Regions from separate parts of the Homo sapiens genome. Here region 1 is linked to region 2. Evidence: chromatin loops called from intact Hi-C (ENCODE). Cell type or tissue: heart right ventricle. All regions are shown on one strand. Region 1 overlaps PDE9A (phosphodiesterase 9A). Region 2 has its middle 3.8 kb from the start of LINC01668.

Region 1 (2,500 bases), 110 kb before region 2:
GATTCCACTCCTGTCTGCCTTCCCCTGCCTCCCCGCTGGGGTGTCCCTTTCCCATGGTTTCCTCTAAATCTTTTCACCCATGTCCAGCCACACCATTCTCACATACTGCCTTGAAACTGGGCTCGAAGGGGCTGCGTGCTGAGAGAAGGTCCTCTCCCCCAGTGATCCTCCAGAGGGGCTGCCGCCTGGGTCCCCCGAGCACCTCCTACCCCACCCTCCCCATTCCTGCCATCCCCAGGGTCCAGGGAGCCCAGATTCCAGGGAAGGGTTGCATTAGCTCCCACTCGGAGTCCTGATGCAGCAGAGACAGACAGAGGCCCTGGGAGAAGTGAGCATGAATTATTAAGACAAGACAAGGGTGAGGCCCCAGAGAGGGGGTGGCGGAAGGGTCATGTTCATGCAGCGAGAGTTGCTTCGAGCTTGAACCGCGTATCCAGGAGTCAAGCAGATTGCAACTGGCGAGAGGCCTTCAGAAATGCCCCGTGAGAGTCCTGTGTGCAGAGCTCCATCTCAGCACACTTCCTGTTCTTTTGGTTCGTCGATTTTTGCATTTTCAGTCCCCTGTGATCCATTATTTATAACAGTGGAGATTGGCCTCAGACACTAGCAGTGAGGAAAACAAAAGCGAAGCTACGCAGAAAAATGACAAGAGTGATGAGCACAGCAGTCATGACAAATGAGCCCTGTGCGGAGGCCCGGGATCCGCGCAGATGCCGGCGCGGGGGAAATGGGCCCTGAAATCCCACCGTCAGGCCAGGCAGCTCTGAGCGTGACCTGGAGGGCTGTTCAGACGGTCTGGGTAGCCGTGTCCTGCGCATGAACATCCTCCGTCGGGAGAGGAATTCCCCACGGATTATCAGAGCTGCTCCCTCCACCCCCCGCCACGTCCCACGCGGGCCACATCAACTCCCTCTGCAGCCTCTGGCCAGCGGCTGAGCCCTCCGTGTCTCCCCTCGTTAATGCCTCCTTCACCATCCCCTCCTGAAGTTTCCCCCATTGCATACACGCGCTGAGGCCCACCCGGTATCAAGGACTCCCATTGCTTGCGAAAAAGATTCCACCCCTCTTAGAACAGAGACCAGGGCCGCTGTAGCAAATGGCCATAAATGCCACAGCTTAAAACAACAGAAACGGATTATCTCGCAGCTCTGGAGGATGGAGTCCAAAATCTGAATCGCTGGGCTGAAATCCAGGTGTGGGCAGGGCCGCGCTCCCTCTAGAGGCTCCCCCGGAGATTCCCTTCCTTGCCTCTTCCAGCTGCTGGTGGCTGCCAGCAGTTTGGGAATTGCGGCCGCATCACACCACCTTTCTGTTTGTTGTTGACATCCCCGCCTCCCCTGCCTGCGGGGTCTTAGATGTCTCTCTCCTTCCCACTGAGTTTCACTCCACATTTGAATTGGATTAACTCATGCCATGTTAGGCAAACGTGCCCCTCAAATCCTTCCACTTAACAGACATTTATTGAAGGTTCCTGTGTGCGGGGCCCAAGAGAAGGGACATTAAATTAGGAGATGAACCTTGGGAGGCCATGGCATGCTTCGGAGCCTCGGCGTCAAAATGACAACCCACACCCCACTTGGCGGTTCATCTGGGGCCCTGGAATCAGCAGACTGAGGCTGGAACCCAGCAATGGCACATGCTGGCTGTATGTTCTCGGGCCTCAGTTTCAACATCAGTGACATGGGGATAGAATCTGCCCAGCGGAGTTAAGTCACCGCATCCCGGAGAGCCGAGTGTCTCATAGAGGCTCCTGGTGTGGTCTCCATGCTGCTGCTCAGCACGGAATGAAGAGGTTCAGGAACTTGCCCACAGCCACGGATAATGAGGGACAGAGCTGGAATTGAGCCCGGGAACCTGCACACACAGCCCAGTGTGACCGTGCCTTCTAGAGAGAGGCCAGCCCTGGCACCAGGTGGGCATGCCAGCATCACCTTCAAGGTGTGCTTTAAGGATCCAAGATAATGTGGGTGCTTCAACAGATGCATGGCAATAAAAGGAAAGCACCATGTTTCACCTTCACACACACACACTTACACATTCACACACTCACATACTTACACACATTCTCATACACTCACACATATGCTTACACACATTCACAGGCTCACACATGCTTACACACACATTCACACGCACACACATTCACACGCACACATACACTTACACACATTCACACACATACACTTACATTCACACACATACACTTACATTCACACTCATACACATACATACATTCACACACATATTCACACATTCACACATACACATTCACACACATACACTTAGACACCACACTCACATTCACACACATTCACATACATTTACACACACATCCACACACACATTCACACACATTCACATTTACATTCACAAACATTCACACATACATTCACACGCACTTACAGTCACACATACACTTATACACAGTCACACAGACTTGCACATAGACTTACACACATACACTTACACACGCACTCACACCTTCACACACACAGGCAAT
Region 2 (2,500 bases):
AGCCTGGGGACGTGGCTGGGTGGGGAGTGGGCGCAGGCACAGAGCCAGCCTGCATGCTCCTTCTCTCCCTCCATGGACATAAGGACAGTGAAGTACTGTCCATACCACCGCGTCCAGGCATCTCACACGCCCTACACCTGAGAAACGGAGCTGAAAAATGAATTTGTGCTGTCCATCCACCACATCAGAAAGACGAGGGACAGTGATGCCTAGTGTGGGTCACCAGAGAGGCCCACAGGGGACCCCTAACCTGCTACAGTTGTGCTCTAGTCATTTGTTTCTTGGCATTAGGGGCACTTTAAACCATCAAATTAACAACCTCACCATAGTAACAACCTGTTCAATGTCACCAGGGGATCCTAATTGGCTCACAGTTAAGCCCCTTTCAACCTTCGCACTGTCGTGGTTGTCAGGACTGCCAAGCCGCCCTCCCATGCCTGCTCCTCATGCCTGTCCACTCTACAAGCCAGCTGTAAAACCCCTGCCCCCACCCTCTGTGTCGGTCCATGGTCACCACCCTGTCACCTCCAGCATCAGTCACGCCTCCGTGGTGGGCGTGGGGGCCCCACCCGAGGCTCCCGGGCATTTCTCTGATGGCTAATGAGACTGATCTTTGATTTTTGATCTGCTCATTGGCCATTCAGCTTCCTCTTCTGTGATGTGGTGGCCTCTGCCCACATTCTGCTGGGGCAGTTTGTCTTTTCCAAGTTGATCGCAGGTTTTTTTCTGGTTTTTTGTTTTTTGTTTTTGAGACAGAGTCTCACTCTGTCGCCCAGGCTGCAGTGCAGTGGCAAGATCTCGGTTCACTGCAACCTCCACCTCCCGGGTTCAAGCGATTCTCCCACCTCAGCCTCCCAAGTAGCTGGGATTACAGGCACCTGCCATCATGCCCAGCTAATTTTTGTATTTTTACTAGAGATGGGGTTTCACCGTGTTGGCCAGGCTGGTCTTGAACTCCTGACCTCAGGCGATCCGCCCGCCTCGGCCTCCCAAAAGTGCTGGGATTACAGGCGTGAGCCACCTCACCCAGCAATCAGATCACAGTTCTTTTTAAATTCTGGATTCTGATCCCTTGCAGTTAACTCTATGTCCTATTACATCTTCTCCCGTAATAGGTGATCCAGGAGGCTACAACAGGCTGAAGTCTGTGTGTCCCACACATTCCTATGTTGAAATCCCAACCCCCGAGGTATTAGGAGGTGGAGGCTTTGGGAGGTGATGAGGTCATGAGGGGAGCGTGAGACTGGTCCCCTTGCAAAAGGGACCCCAGGAAGCTCTGTTCCGCCACGTGAGGATGCACACGAAAGCAGCACCGCCTGCAGCCTGGAGCAGCACCCTCCCCAGAACCCGACCATCCCACCCCGATCTGCGATCTGCGGCTTCGGACCTCCAGGGCTGAGAGAGCCCAGGCTGCAGGGCAGAAGCCCCACTCTCCAGCCCCCGCCTGAGCTGCATAAGGCGGCCGCCCTTCCTCCACCCCCCTCTCTTCCGGGTCTCTGCTTGCGCTGGTTTCCTGTTGTTGCTGTAACAATTGCCGACGGAGCACCACAGATTCCCTCTCTGACAGCCCTGGGCGTCAGGAGCCCACAGGCCCTGCCACAGAACTGAAGCCAAGGTGCCAGCTGGACTGCTTCCTTGCCAGGGACCTGCAGGAAAATTCATCCTGGCCTTTTCTGTGGCCTTGCCCATGGCCTCGCCCATGGCCTCTTCCTCTGGTTCAAAGCCCATCATTCCAACCTCTGCTCCTATCATCCCCTCCCCTCTCCTTCGTTCCCTCTCCACTGCCTCTCCCTGCCCTCCTCTGCTGCCCTCCCGAAAGGACCCGAGGTGATACAGGCCCACAGGGCAGTCTGGCACAGCCTCCCCCGCTTCAGGTCCGGGGTTTAATCACATCTACAAAGTTGCTTTGGCTGTGGGAGCCAACGCTCACACGTTCCAGGAATTAGGACCAGGAAATCCTGGTGGGAGGGTGGGGGCAGATTCTGTCCTCCACCTGGCTGGGGGACCAAGTTGGCAGCGGGGCCTTTCCTGACTGCCCTGTCAGAAACTGCAGCACCACCCTACCCCACTCCACCTCACCCCTACCTCACCCCACCTCACCCCTACCTCACCCCACCTCACCCCTACCTCACCCCACCTCACCCCACCCCACCCTCATCCCACCACACCCCCACTCCACCCACCCCTACTCCACCCCACCTTTACCCCACCCCACCCCTGCCTCACCCCACCTCACCCCACTTCCACTCCAACCCACCTTACCCCGCCCCTACTCCACCCCACCCCTACCTCACCCTCATCTCACCCGACCCCACCCCACCTCCACTCCAGCCCACCCTACCCCATCCCCACCCCACCCCACCCCCACCCTCATCTCACCTGACCCCACCCCCAGTCCACCCCACCCCCACTCCCCACTTTGGGTACAAAAACCAGAAAAGCCCAGGCGAACGGCAGGAGGAGGTAGGTGTCCCGGCCCCATGCGCGCCACATGGCTGGC

The links. A loop is a pair of places that touch in the nucleus more often than their neighbours do. Peaks named below come from ENCODE experiments on the same cell type or tissue, not always from the same donor. Only the 100,000 strongest peaks of a DNase experiment are listed, where the experiment ranks them.
Region 1: it touches region 2 in a loop (2.1-fold over the local background); 7 of 110 quality-filtered maps call a loop at or near these places.

Annotation. Positions count from the first base shown.
Region 1 is chr21:42,668,025-42,670,524 of GRCh38, forward strand. All of the region lies in intron 1 of PDE9A (phosphodiesterase 9A), which reads left to right. Among named protein-coding and RNA genes, the nearest start is that of PDE9A, 16 kb to the left of the region's middle. RefSeq lists enhancers at 15-961, 962-1,907. In heart right ventricle, a CTCF peak has its summit at 1,215 (motif pointing left); no DNase peak of the experiment used is centred here; H3K4me3 peaks cover 819 bases; H3K27ac peaks cover 632 bases.
Region 2 is chr21:42,782,521-42,785,020 of GRCh38, forward strand. No RefSeq gene overlaps it. Among named protein-coding and RNA genes, the nearest start is that of LINC01668, 3.8 kb to the left of the region's middle. RefSeq lists enhancers at 1-590, 591-1,312. In heart right ventricle, no CTCF peak of the experiment used is centred here; DNase peaks (open chromatin) are centred at 1,531 and 1,932; H3K4me3 peaks cover 863 bases; H3K27ac peaks cover 2,192 bases; H3K27me3 peaks cover 673 bases.